2 separate regions of the Homo sapiens genome follow, and region 1 is linked to region 2. A link is a contact called in ENCODE Hi-C data. All regions are on one chromosome and are shown on one strand. Each heading gives the region's core, a stretch centred on a gene start or an enhancer-like site at or near the end of the contact. The rest is flanking DNA. Distances are from core to core; before and after follow the strand shown.

The links. Hi-C counts contacts between places; a loop is a spot of excess contacts on that map. Pooled maps may share reads with other maps.
Region 1: a loop to region 2 is called in a pooled map, with 5 times the contacts of the local background. The contact joins the promoter of GMNN here to the promoter of CDKAL1 in region 2. A Hi-C loop is called at or near these places in 4 of 50 pooled maps.

What each region holds. Positions count from the first base shown.
Region 1 is chr6:24,773,144-24,779,684 of GRCh38, forward strand. GMNN (geminin DNA replication inhibitor) reads left to right here and starts at 1,794. Exons shown (of 7, transcript NM_015895.5): 1 at 1,794-2,101; 2 at 4,079-4,154. The coding sequence starts at 4,104. RefSeq lists an enhancer at 2,709-2,788.
Region 2 is chr6:20,532,171-20,538,735 of GRCh38, forward strand. CDKAL1 (CDKAL1 threonylcarbamoyladenosine tRNA methylthiotransferase) reads left to right here and starts at 2,287. Exons shown (of 16, transcript NM_017774.3): 1 at 2,287-2,404; 2 at 3,181-3,224. RefSeq lists enhancers at 2,216-2,375, 2,406-2,485.

The DNA.
Region 1 (6,541 bases), core at 544-3,043, 4.2 Mb after region 2:
AAATTTTTATGGCTAAACATTTTCCAGTATTTCTACCTCCTTATCCCATCATTTAATCCTTTTTAAATTAATATTTTAAAAATTTTATTATTGGCCAGGTGCAGTGGTTCACGCCTGTAATCCCAGCACTTTGGGAGGCCAAGGTGGGCAGATCACACGATCAGGAGTTCAAGACCAGCCTGGCCAACATAGTGAAACCCTGTCTCTACTAAAACTACAAAAAATTAGCTGGGTGTGGTGGCGGGCACCTGTAATCCCAGCTACTTGGGAGGCTGAGGCAGGAGAATCGCTTGAACCCGGGGGGGGCAGAGGTTGCAGTAAGCCGAGGTTGCACCATTGCACTCCAGCCCTGGTGACAGTGCAAGACTCCGTCTCAAAAAAAAAAATTATTATTGAAAATCCCAAACAGATATAAAAGTAGAGGGAGTGAATAAAAAATCTTCATGTACTCATCCATACTAGCCTCAGCAGTTATCAACACAAGGCCAATACTGTTTTATTCGCACCAGTGGTTCTCAACTGGGGATGATTTTGCCCTGCGGAAGGTTATCTGACAAGGTCTGCAGACATTTTTGGTCTTCACAATTGGGATGTACTCCTGGTAGCTAGAGGGTAGAGGCCAGGGATACTGCTAAACAGCATACAATGCCCAGGACAGCCCCCACCACGAACAATTTGCCCAGTCTAAAATGTCAATAGAGCCCATACTGAGAAAGCTTGATTTATACCTTTTCCCTTGCTTCTCTCAATAATTATTTCAAATAAAATATATGGTATAAAATTTCATCTGTAATTACCATTTATAGGTAGAAGCTATTACAATAAAACCCACAATATTGTCATTACAACTAATCTCTTTTTTTAACCCATTGCTCATCAGGTAACCTTAAACAACTCATATCTTACCATCCCAAAATATTCAGTCAGTGTTCAAATTTCCCTTGGGTATTTTTTTAAATACAGTGTTTAGTTCAGACGAGATCCATACATTGCATTTGGTAATATGTCCCTTATTTGTACTCGATAACGCCTTCCTTCTGCTTTTTATTTTTAAAATATTTTAAAATTAATTTTTTTTTGAGACAGGGTCTCCCTTTGTCTGTAGTCCCAGCTACTCGGGAGGCTGAGGCAGGAGAATCGCTTGAACCCGGGAGGCGGAGCTTGCAGTGAGCCGAGATCGCGCCACTGCACTCCAGCCTGGGTGACAGAGCGAGACTCCGTTTCAATTAAAAAAAAAAAAAAGAAGGAAAAGGCTAGACGTAATTATTACCAAGGTGTTTCTGCTCCTTCAAATTGCAACAGCAGTTGTAATTTCAGTGCCTAGAACAGTAGTAATTGGCACGTATAAGGCGCTCAATGAATAGCTGCAGGATTAACTGATAATCGGTTGTCTCCTGAACAATTCCTACCGCACCACACCATAGTCAAAACACAAAAAGCCAAAATATAAAAGCCCCTAATACAACTACGAGTCCGTGGAGCCAGGGCTTTACACAAATATATGTCGTGTACTACATATTAATATATATGCACATACAATATTTTGTTCTTCTGGTGCTAACGACTAATGGAGGCAAATCTTTCTCCCTTTCGTAAAGGGCTAAAACTTTGCATTTTAAGGAAGTTCCAAGAGCAGGGTCGGAGGGGAGGGTCAAAGGGCACAGGCCTCCCAGCCCGCAGAAAACCCCCACGGTCCTCAAGTACTCGCTACCGTTGACCGCGCAGGCGCAGGAAGGGGCGGGGCCGAGGGAAGAGGCGATTCGCGGGATCCAGAGGCCCCGCCCCTCGTCTGCGTCAGTTGGTCACGTGGTTGTTCGGAGCGGGCGAGCGGAGTTAGCAGGGCTTTACTGCAGAGCGCGCCGGGCACTCCAGCGACCGTGGGGATCAGCGTAGGTGAGCTGTGGCCTTTTGCGAGGTGCTGCAGCCATAGCTACGTGCGTTCGCTACGAGGATTGAGCGTCTCCACCCAGTAAGTGGGCAAGAGGCGGCAGGAAGTGGGTACGCAGGGGCGCAAGGCGCACAGCCTCTAGACGACTCGCTTTCCCTCCGGCCAACCTCTGAAGCCGCGTCCTACTTTGACAGCTGCAGGGCCGCGGCCTGGGTAAGGGCGAAGGGGTTGTTGAACGGTCGCGGGAGCCGGGGCGGGGTTGGGAGGTGAGTCGAGGGACTGCCCCATTGGCTGGGTCGGTTTTGGCGCGCTCTCACTTCCGCGCTTCCTATTGGCTGGCTGGCGCAGTTCCCGAGGCGCGCGCCGCGGTTGGTAGGCTCGGACGCGCGGGGCCACACTGCCCGCCCCCTAGCCTGGCGCTGGGCCTCCGGGACAAGTTGGCTGGGTCCGGGCTTGGGGACTGCAACGCGGGTAAGGGACTCAGCCTGGGCTTGCCAGCTGTGGGGATGAGGCGAAGCATCCATCCTCTTGGCAGTTAAGTGGCTGGTCCTGATCTGAGGGATCTGCAAATTTGGCTCATGGAAAGAGGTGGCTGAATTCTGCGTCTCCCATTAAACGGATACTGGCGTTGTTGATACGGGTTTCGCATGGACCCTGTCCTGTGCCAGGGTTTTTAATCTAGCTATTAAAGGAACTGGAGAATAACAAGTAAGGGTTGCAAGGTCGCTGACAGGCGTGGGAAACTTGTGAAGGATTAGAATGCTAAGTGGCTTTCAGCTTTTTTCACACTAAGGTACGTTTTACGTCGCAACCTAGGACACAGCTATCTAACCAAATGAGACGTGATGGAAGCAATGTTTCTCGTCTCTTCAATTCCATTCTGTTCAGTTGCATTTTTCTAAGCAGTGTTGCTCATGACTCACTAATTTCGAGATCACGGCCCGCGACCCGCAGTTTGAAGAACATTGCGTAGGGTCTGTTTACTGGGGCCCGAACACCATTTTCTTAACATGAAATAGAGTAGAAAATAGCAGGATGCCCGCACAAATTAGATTGTTTTGTTTTCTAAGCTTTTTTTTTTTTTGAGACGGAGTCTCGCTCTGTTGCCCAGGCTGGAGTGCAGTGGCAGGATCTCGGCTCACTGCCACCTCCACCTGTCGGGTTCAAGCGATACTCCTGCCTCAGCCTCCCGAGTAGCTGGGACTACAGACGAGCACCACCACGTCCGGCTAATTTTTGTATTTTTGGTAGAGATGGAGTTTCACCATATTGGCCAGGCTGGTTTCGAACTTCTGACCTCAGGTGATCCGCTTGCCTCGACCTTCCAGCACTTTGGTGATCATGCAGGTGATCCGCCTGCCTCGACCTCCCAAAGTGCTGGGATTACAGATGTGAGCCACCACGCCCGGCCTTTCCTAAGCTTTTTTGTTTGCACATGTGTGTGCACGCGCCAGGACACAAGGTAAAATGTATTAATGTTAGAAGCCACTGCACTGAGTAAAGGCATGGCCACAAAAATTAGGGACATCTATCGACGAGGCACAGGCGCAGACACGGCAGGGGCCAATGGGTAGTGGGCAGTGGGCAGTGGGCAGTGGAGCAGCAGTTCAGATGCTGAGTTTGGCCCAGTGGTCTAGTCAACCGCATTACATAGATCCCTTTCTACCTTTTCCCTCTTTCTTGCTTGTTAGTCCTTCAGTTCATGTTACTGGTTAAACATTTCCTACAAATGTAAATGCATGATCTCATTTGACCAGATATTAAGTCTGTGTTAAGTTATTGTCAGAGCCCAGTTTATTATACCTTAAATCTGTCTTTGAATCAGGAAAGTTAAGATGCTGCTCTTTAGGATGGACCTGGGCATACCCTAGTATCTGTTTATTTTGCTTTTTCTGGTGACTATTTAATCCAGGACAATATGTTTAGAAATTTTAAACCAGTTTTAGAAATTGGTTTAAAATACATTAATTTCATTTTTTCAGCTATAATTATTATGTGTGTATATATGTAAAATATAGATATCAAGAGTCATTAACTTTAGTCACCTTAGTCATTGACAGGGCTGAGTTTGGATTAAGAGAGAAAAAATAATAGTTCTACTGTACAATAGTATAATTTTTATGATTGTAAGTATTTTAAACCTAGACTCCACCTTCGGGGGTGCAAACCATATTGTTTTTTAATTACTAGTCTTCTGTGCTTCACCATCTACATAATGAATCCCAGTATGAAGCAGAAACAAGAAGAAATCAAAGAGAATATAAAGGTATGTGATTGAATAACTTTAATTTTTTTTTGTAGAAAGCATGGGGCTAAAAGTATTTTGACATAATTTATCCAAATTTAGCCTGGCTATAATTTCTGTAAGCCTTGAGTTAGTCAGAGGATGAGTAACAATAGAGAACATTTTTAAAAAACTAATTACGGTTGAATATTAAGTCTGACCCAAGAATATGGGTTGTCTCTCTTATTTTGGTCTTTCAACAGTATTTTGTAGTTTTCAGAGCATGAATTTTACACTATTTATGTTAAATTTTTTCCTAAGTATTCTTTTTGAGGTTACTGTGAATGGAATTGTTTCCTTAATTTCATTCTCATTTGGTCATTGCTACTGTATAGGAAAATAATTGACTTTTGTGTCTTGATTTTGTGTCCTGAAACCTTGCTGAACTTAATAGTTCTAATTGTTTTTTAGTAGATTCTTCAGGATTTTCTTTTCTTTTTGTATTTTCTCTGTGAAGATTCCAGAAGTATCTTTAGGATTTTCTATGTATGAGATTATTACTGCTTTGTTTCTACTCTTATATTTCATGAAATGTTATTAAAATCCATTGTGTATATCTTCAGAATTAAGAGTCTTTGACCACAGACATGTTTTGCATTATATTACACATTTTTCTAGAGTATACCATATTCATTACCATCTAACCTATTTGATTTGTGATACTTTTTCAATCCCTATATGATACTTTCACTGGAAATCTTATTCCAAGTATTTACTCTTATGACAGCAGGACAGAGTTTGTTTAGTTTTGAGTTTATACTTCTGACTAGATTCATATTTATGGTTCTAAGTTAATTTACAATTTAGCTAGGTCCTTCCACACAACTTAAATTATATGAATACCTTGGGAATTGGATCACATCTTCAGGTAAACTATCAATTTGCGGTTTTAAATAAATAAAGAGCCAGGTGCCCATGGTGGCTCATGCCTGTGATCCCAGCTACTTGGGAGGCTGAAGTAGGAGGATTGATTGAGCTCTGGACTTTGAGAACAGCCTGGGCAACAAAGGGAGACCCTGTTTCTAAAAAACCATAATTAGCTGGGTGTGGTGGCACCCACTGGTAATCCCAGCTACTGGGAGGCTGAGGTGTGGGAGGAATTGCTTGAGCCTAGGAGTTTGGGCTTTGGTGAATTATGATTGCTTCACTGCACTCCAGCCTGGGTGACAGAGTAAGACCCTGTACCTAAAAAAATTTTTTTTATATTAAGTAAATTAAATTGAGTACCTAAAAGCCATTGATAAGTATAAGCAAGTACCTTTTGATGGGTTTTTTGTTTGCCTTGCTTTTCTTAGGATTCTTACAATATTTTTCTTGAATAAGAATGTCAATTGACATTATATTCGCATTGACAATTTGTGAATTTGATTCCATTAGCTTCCATTTAGGATGATGGCATCTTCCCACTGTGCTTTGTGTGTGATTATTTAAAATTTTTGTTATGAAATTTTTGAAATATTTAAAAGTATTTTAATAATTTACTTCCCCAGCTTCAGCAATTACCGCTATATGGCCAATCTGGTTTCATCTATGTCCTTATTTACTCCACTTTTCCTTCAGTGGATTAATTTGAAGCAAATCACAGCCAAATAATTTATATATTTCCAGCAGATTACATTTTAAAGAAAGTCTTGTGTTTACTAGCTACAGTGAAACTATCTTGAATATAAAGGATACTAGGTTCTGTTTGGTTTTGGTTCTACCTCCAAAACTGAGACCTTGGGTGGGTTAGTTAGCATTTCAGCCTTAGTTTACTCATCTGTAAATTGGGAGAACTGGACTAGAACTAGATCCTTGTGAGTTGCATGCAAAATTCTGTGTGAATGTGCTTTTATGTGAATTTTTTTGGGGAGAGGATTCACAGAGTATTAAATAGTTTTCCAAAAAGGTTAAGACCCATTAATATACAAGAAACTTTCTGGCTTTAAGAGTCTATTATTCCAATGCATACTCTATATACAGAAAATAATAATAGTAATGTTACATTGTTTTAGGCAAAAGTCTATATAGCTTATATAAATAAAAGTTAAATCTTGGAAATGGTCTTTTTTTTTGGTGACAGTTACTTAGCTGGCTTCTTTGACCATTATTAACAGAAAGCATTTAAATAACACCTCTTGTTAGTAAGGTTCCAACGTTACATTTTCTTTTATTTGTCTGGAGACTGTTGACTAATCTATAATCTAAATTATATCTGAAATGTTGATGTAATATTTGTCCTCACAGTAGCTGGCATTTGTCCTTCAGTTAAATGGTGAGATAATAATCAGCAGTAGAAACTTTACCGTGGGAAAGGTGAACTCTTATCATGTGAAGTACAGTGTGGAATCAGTAACTTTCTCACGCTGGTATGGTATCATGTTCTTGCT
Region 2 (6,565 bases), core at 1,037-3,536:
AGCCGGAGAGGGTTTCCAGTCTTTTGCTATTGTAAGCAATGCTTAAAAAAATACTCTGGAACATAGGTCATTGTAAGCAATGCTTCAAAAAATACTCTGGAACATAGGTCATTGTAAGCAATGCTTCAAAAAATACTCTGGAACATAGGTCATTATGTATATTTCTGTAAGATAAATTCCTAGAGGTAGGGTTACTGACTTCAAAGGATTTAGACTAAAGGTGCTTAAAGAGAGAGGTTTCACCTGTTAGTTAGTTTTTGTAGCCAAAACTTGAAAACATCCTTTCTTCCTCTTTTTTCGTACCTATCAATCACCAAGTCTTGCTGCTGTTACCTCCTCAATTTGTTTAAATCTGTCCTTCCTTCCCATTCCTCCCAGCCAACAACTCAATTTAGGCTTTTACTATTTCTTCATGTCTGAAATATCGTCCTCAAACCCATTGTCCTGAGAGAATAATCTGCTCGAACACATTCATGTTGCCTACTACATACATCCAGGATTAAGTCTAATGCCTTTGAATACACAAGGTTCACCTTGATCTAGTCCCTGTGCTTCCCTTTCTCTGGTAGACTTCTCCCATCACCAGCTTCACTCTCTTTGCTTTTACACTGTGGAATAATTCATCATTTCAGGCCTCCTTGCTTTTGCTCTGGCTGACTCTCCAGCTTGGAATGCCTTCATCCATTTCCCTTACTTCACCTTTGTGTTCCTGTGCATTCATCTTTCATAGTGATTGCTATTCTCTACTGAAATGAATTTTTTCAAAATAGCCTGCAATTGCAATAGGCAGTACTTTTTTTCTTTCTTTTTAGCTCTAGCATCTATCACAGTGCTTGTGGTCATGGGGTACATACTCAGTAAAATATCTTTTACTGAACTCAACTAGATCTTGGGGGAAAAGGGGTGGAGTCATTCATTCATTCATTCATTCATTCAACATATGTTTATTGAGAAGCTATAAACATAGGCACAAGGTTATGTGCTAGGTAGTGCGATTACAACCAAGAAGATAACCCAGGGCCTACTTTTGGTCTAGTGAAAGAGATGGAATTAGATGGGTATGGTGGTGTGCACCTGTAGTCCCAGCTACTTGGGAGGCTAAGGCATGAGAATCTCTTGAGGCTAGGAGGGAGAGGTTGCAGTGAGCTGTGATGGTAACACTGTACTCCAGCCTGGGTGACAGAAGAAGACCCTATCTAAAAAAAAAAAAAAAAAAAAAAAAAAAGTAGGGCAACATAAATACACAATTTTAATTTAGGTGGGTAAAGACAACAGTGGACCCCAGGGCACAGTTTAGATTATTTTATGGATATGGATAAACAGAGAAAAGGGTGGTTTTTTTTTTTTTTTTTAAATCTATTTTAGAGACTGGGTCTCACTGTGTTGCCCAGGCTGTTTTCAAACTTCTGAGCTCAAGTGATCCTCCCACATCAGCCTCTTGAGTAGATGGATGGCATTTTAATTAGATGAAATTGTACTAGGAAAGGCATTTGCAAAACAAAGTAATTGCCCCAAATCACTATGAAACCCTAAGTCAGGCATAAAACTCACGATTTCTGACCCTTCTTCATGGCCTATTGCCTCCTATTACCTTTACTTTTTCAAGTAAAGATATTCTTCTGGTAAACACATGGTCAAATACAGTGTCTTGGGTAACGAATAGTAAAGTGAGATAACATATGTAGAGAAAGCGGGTGAGAATCCGTACTCCATAAAAGTATTTTCTTTCCATAGGTGTCTGCTAAACTGCCATCTAAGTTTTCCAAAACAAAAAACAAAAACACTTGTGTGGTGCTCAATGATGTATATTAAGTGAAACCTACCAACTGACCTTTATCCTTTCCTTCCTGTTTTTTTAATATTAAAGAAGAGACCTCTTTTCACAAATGATTGAGGAGGCTAGTAAAATGCAGTGAAAAGAGCAAGTTCTTTGGGAGTCAGACAGCATCGGATCCAGCCCAGAGCGCAGCACGACTAGTAGAGTAACTTAGATTAAGTCCTTAAACTTCCAGTGTCCTCTTTTGTAAACTGGGAATAATAATAATAATAAATAAATAGTGAATAATATTTATGCAAAGTACTTAGCACAGTGTCTAACACATAAAAGCTTAGGAGAAGTTGGCTATTAAGCATTTCTAGGAACCCGAGGACTCAGGGTTGTTATTTTAGTTCTTGGAATCAAAGGAACTTGAAGCGTAGTCATTCCTAAACTAAGTTAAACCAGAACTAGCGCTTTCAGCAATGATGTAATTTGATCTCTTCGGGCCACCGTCGCTGAGCATGCGCAAATAAACGTGGCGGGACGTATGTGTCATGGCGCTCTCCATCTAAAGTCTGTGCAGCTTCCGGAGAGTGGCGGGTTGATTTTCTCACTTTGGACTGGTTTTTACTTCCCGACTTCTGGGTAAGGGTGGCCGATGGGTCCATGTGGGGCAGAGTGTGGCCACAGCTCCTTTTATGGCCAAGCCTTGTTTCTCCAGTTTCAGTTTTTCTTGGGCTGTTTGCAAATTTGTTTCGCAGTTAAAAGGGGATTTGCCAGCTGGGATGGGGGAATTGGGAGGCAGATGGGGCTTCCAGGAGCGAGGATAGGGTCGTTGGCCTCAGGTGCCGCTCTCCAGTTAGGAGTATTTTAGGCACCTCGTTCCTTATTGTCAGGTTTAACTTCATTTGTTCTCCCACTTTATACCTTAGTGAATTTGTAGATGTGACAAGGCTTTCGCAGTTATATAGCTTTCCCAGATCAGTATGTTAAGAATTTAAGCAGAAGTTATTGAGAAAAGCAGGTGTCTTGCTTTTTCACTTTTCGTTCTTCTTTGCTCATAAAACCTTTTTCTGAATCTCGGGACGACAGTTATCTTTCGGATGGAACGTGATCTGGATGTCTATCTACCTTATTGACTTAATCCTGTTTTGTAGTGGTTGGTTACTCGCACTATGCAGACGTGTTGCGGTGCTGAATACAACATTTATTACTAAAGCCAGACACTGGATCACCGTCACGGCAGATGTCAGCACACCTGTTGTAATCAGTAAGAAGTTACAAGTAGTATGGAGCATCATTAATCCTGCTGTATAAAGCAGTCTTTTATGGAGTCTGATTCCTTTTAAGTAAAGAATCCTTACAGTGGTTTTGTGAACTTTTTGGGTGCTTACTTTTCCTAATCAATTTTTATTTTCCAGACTCATCTTTCAAGAGGACTTTAGACTAATTGCAGATAATTAAGGTACTGATTTATTTTAAACCTTTTATGTTTGAGTGCTGTGCGTATTTCTGCATGTTAGAAAATGCAGAGAGGTAGCCTAATGTTTTAGCTATTTGCCACTATCATGTTATGGAAACATTGTGCTTTACATAGCATTAAATCGAAGAGATATTTTCATTTATTTTACTTAACCTTTCATTTTCATTCACCAGCATTGACCATGTCCACTTTTTTGAGATGCCCTTTTCATTTGCCTTCCATGGCCCATGGATTTTTTTCCTTGTCTGGTGGCTGCTTCTTGGAATCCATTATAAGCTGATTTTCCTTTATCTGGCAGTTAAATTTGGAGTCTCTCAAGTCGTGGTCTTGTACCTTCTCCTACCTCTGTTCTCTTTTTCTTCCCCTCTGGGTGATGTAATCCACATGCCTGTCAACAGTTATTTGTCTTTTTGATTCTACCCATCCTAATGGGTATGAAGTGGTGTATTATTGTGGTTTGGATTTCCATTTCCCTGATGGCTCATGATGTTGACATCTTTTCATGTGCTTATCAGCCATTTGTATGTGTGTGTTTTTGAGACACGGCTTCCCTATGCCACCCAGGCCAGAGTGCAGTGGCTCGATTACGGCTCACTGCAGCCTTGACCACCTGGTCTCAAGTGATCCCACTTCAGCCTCCCAAGTAGCTGGGACTACAGGTGCATGCCACCATGCCCGGCTAAATTTTACTTTTTTTTTTTTTTTTGTAGCGATAGGGTCCGTGTTGCCTAGGCTCTGGCCTTGTACTCCTGGCCTGAAGTGATCCTGCCACCTTGGCTTCCCAGTGTTGGGATTATAGGCATGAGCCTCTGCACCTGGCCCATTTCTGTATCTTCTTCATCTAATCTGTTTTTCCTTTTGTTGCTTGTGCTTTTCATTTCTTAGCTAAGAAAGAAGGGCCTACTCTAACATCATAAAGATTTGTGCTTATGTTTTTTTCTAAGAGTTTCATAATGTTAGCTCCTAAATTTAGGTCTATGATCCATTTTCGGTTAATTTTTGTATATGATGTGAAATGTGAAATAGGGCTCCAACTTTATTTTTTACATGTTGCTATCCAGTTATCCCAGTGTCATTTGTTGAAAAAAAAACTACGCTTTCCCCCTTGAATTGTCTAGGTTATGTATATTTGACATACATTCTAGGTGGTTTTTATGAAAGAATAATTCTGGGACAGTGATTATCAAACTTTAATTCAGATCAAAATCACCTAGAGGGCCTGTTAAATATTGCTAGGTTTTACTCAAAATATCTGATTTAGTATGTCTGGAGTGGAGTTCAAGAATTTTCATTTCTGGCTGGGCATGGTGGCTCATGCCTGTAATCCCATACTTTAGGGGCCAAGATGGGAGGAGTTTGAGACCAGCCTGGACAACAAAGCGAGACCTTGTTTTTACAAAAAAACTGAAAAAGAAAAAATGTTCATTTCTAACAAGTTCCCCATGATGCTACTCCAGCTGATGTGGAAACTACACTTTGAAAACCACTGGACATTGCTTTGCAACTGTGGCTGTACACACATGAGAATGACTGGAAAGTTTTTAAAAGATATTGATGCCCAGGCTCCATTCTCAGAGATTCATTCAGCTATCTTGGGGCTTAGTTGGGAATTTTCTTTTTTTTCTTTTGTTTTTGTTTTTGTTTTGAGACAGAGTCTCGCTCTGTCGCCCAGGCTGGAGTGCAGTGGCGTGATCTCGGCTCACTGCAAGCTTAGTTGGGAATTTTCAAAAGCTCTTCAGGTGAATAGAATGAGTGTTGAAGATTGAGAACCATTACTGTGGAATCGTGGTTCTTAATTAGGGATCTATAGTGGAATTACCTGGACAGTTTCTATGTTCACATACTTCAGTTCTACTCTTGGAGATTCTAATTCAGAATGGAACCTGGAGATTTGATATGATGAAAAGCTTCCCGCTGGGTGCAGTGGCTCACGCCTGTAATCCCAGCACTTTGGGAGGCCAAGGCAGGTGGATCACCTGAGGTTGGGAGTTCAAGACCAGCCTGACCAACATGGTGAAACCCCGTCTCTACTAAAAATACAAAATTAGCTGGGCGTGGTGGCAGGTGCCTGTAATCCCAGCTACTCGGGAGGCTGAGGCAGGAGAATTGCTTGAACCCAGGAGGCACAGGTTGCAGTGAGCCGAGATCGTGCCATTGCACTCCAGCCTGGGCAGCAAGAGTGAAACTCTGTCTCATAATTACAAAAAAAAAAAAAAAAAGCCTCCCTAATAACTCACCTATGTAAGTAACCACTGCTCTAGGATATTGCATCCTCCTTCTTCCTATCATTTTGAGTATTTTCCTTTTCACTGACTCTATTTTTATTCCCTTTATCAAATTTGATTTCCTCTACCTTTGAGAAAAATTTTTAATGATCCTTTTGCTCCATTTAGCTATTACGCTGCTTTCCTTTTATTCTCAAACTTTCATTTCCATATGATTTAATTAAAAATTTCTGAAGGCTAAACAATTCCCTCTATCAGTCTATCAGTTTGTTCAAAGTAAAACCTTTAGCTTATTAATAGTGATGAGTGAGATTATTTAGGTACTTATGATATACAGCCAGGTTTATGCTACATAATGCTGATATGCAGCGTTATATTTATCTTTTTTGAGTGAATATCTCCAAATGAAATTGCTGGCTCGAAGGATATACATATGTTTGGTATAATTGTCAGGTTGCCCTCCAGAAGGGGTGTACCAGTTTTTCTGTGCTTTCAGCTAACAGAGTTTTTGTCAGCTTTGTATCAGTGAGGCAGCTGAAAAATAACTTATTGTTTCAATACTTGTTGTTAGTGTGGTTGAGCATTCTTTCCTCTTTTTTTTTTTTTCTTTTCTGGGTATTTGTATTTCTTAAGTGAACTGCCTGTTTTTCCTTTACGCATTGTTTTCTGGAATGTGGTTACTTATTAGTGTCACATTAGATTCTTGCATTGTTTGTACTTTGCCAGTGAGGCAAAGCCATAGTGGGAAGAGCATGGTATTGAGAGGATGCCAAGGTTCTGATTTCTAGCTCTATCAATGTACAAATCCTTTTGCTTCAGTGGACTCCAGCTCTGTAAGATAAGAAGCTTAGCAACTTCTGCTTCTCTAACTCTAATGATATGGGATGTCTATTGCAGTGGATTCCTTTCATTCCTCTTTTTCCTTTCTATTTCTCTTCAGTGGATCCATACACACTTGTATATGGGATGGCAAAATTGTGTAATTAAAAAATATGGCTTTTAATTAATGTTATTTAATTATTCATGATCTGTCAGTAGTTCTTCCGCATTCCAAAGGCACTACCTGGTCCTAGCCTCTCTCATTTAATTATTTCATAG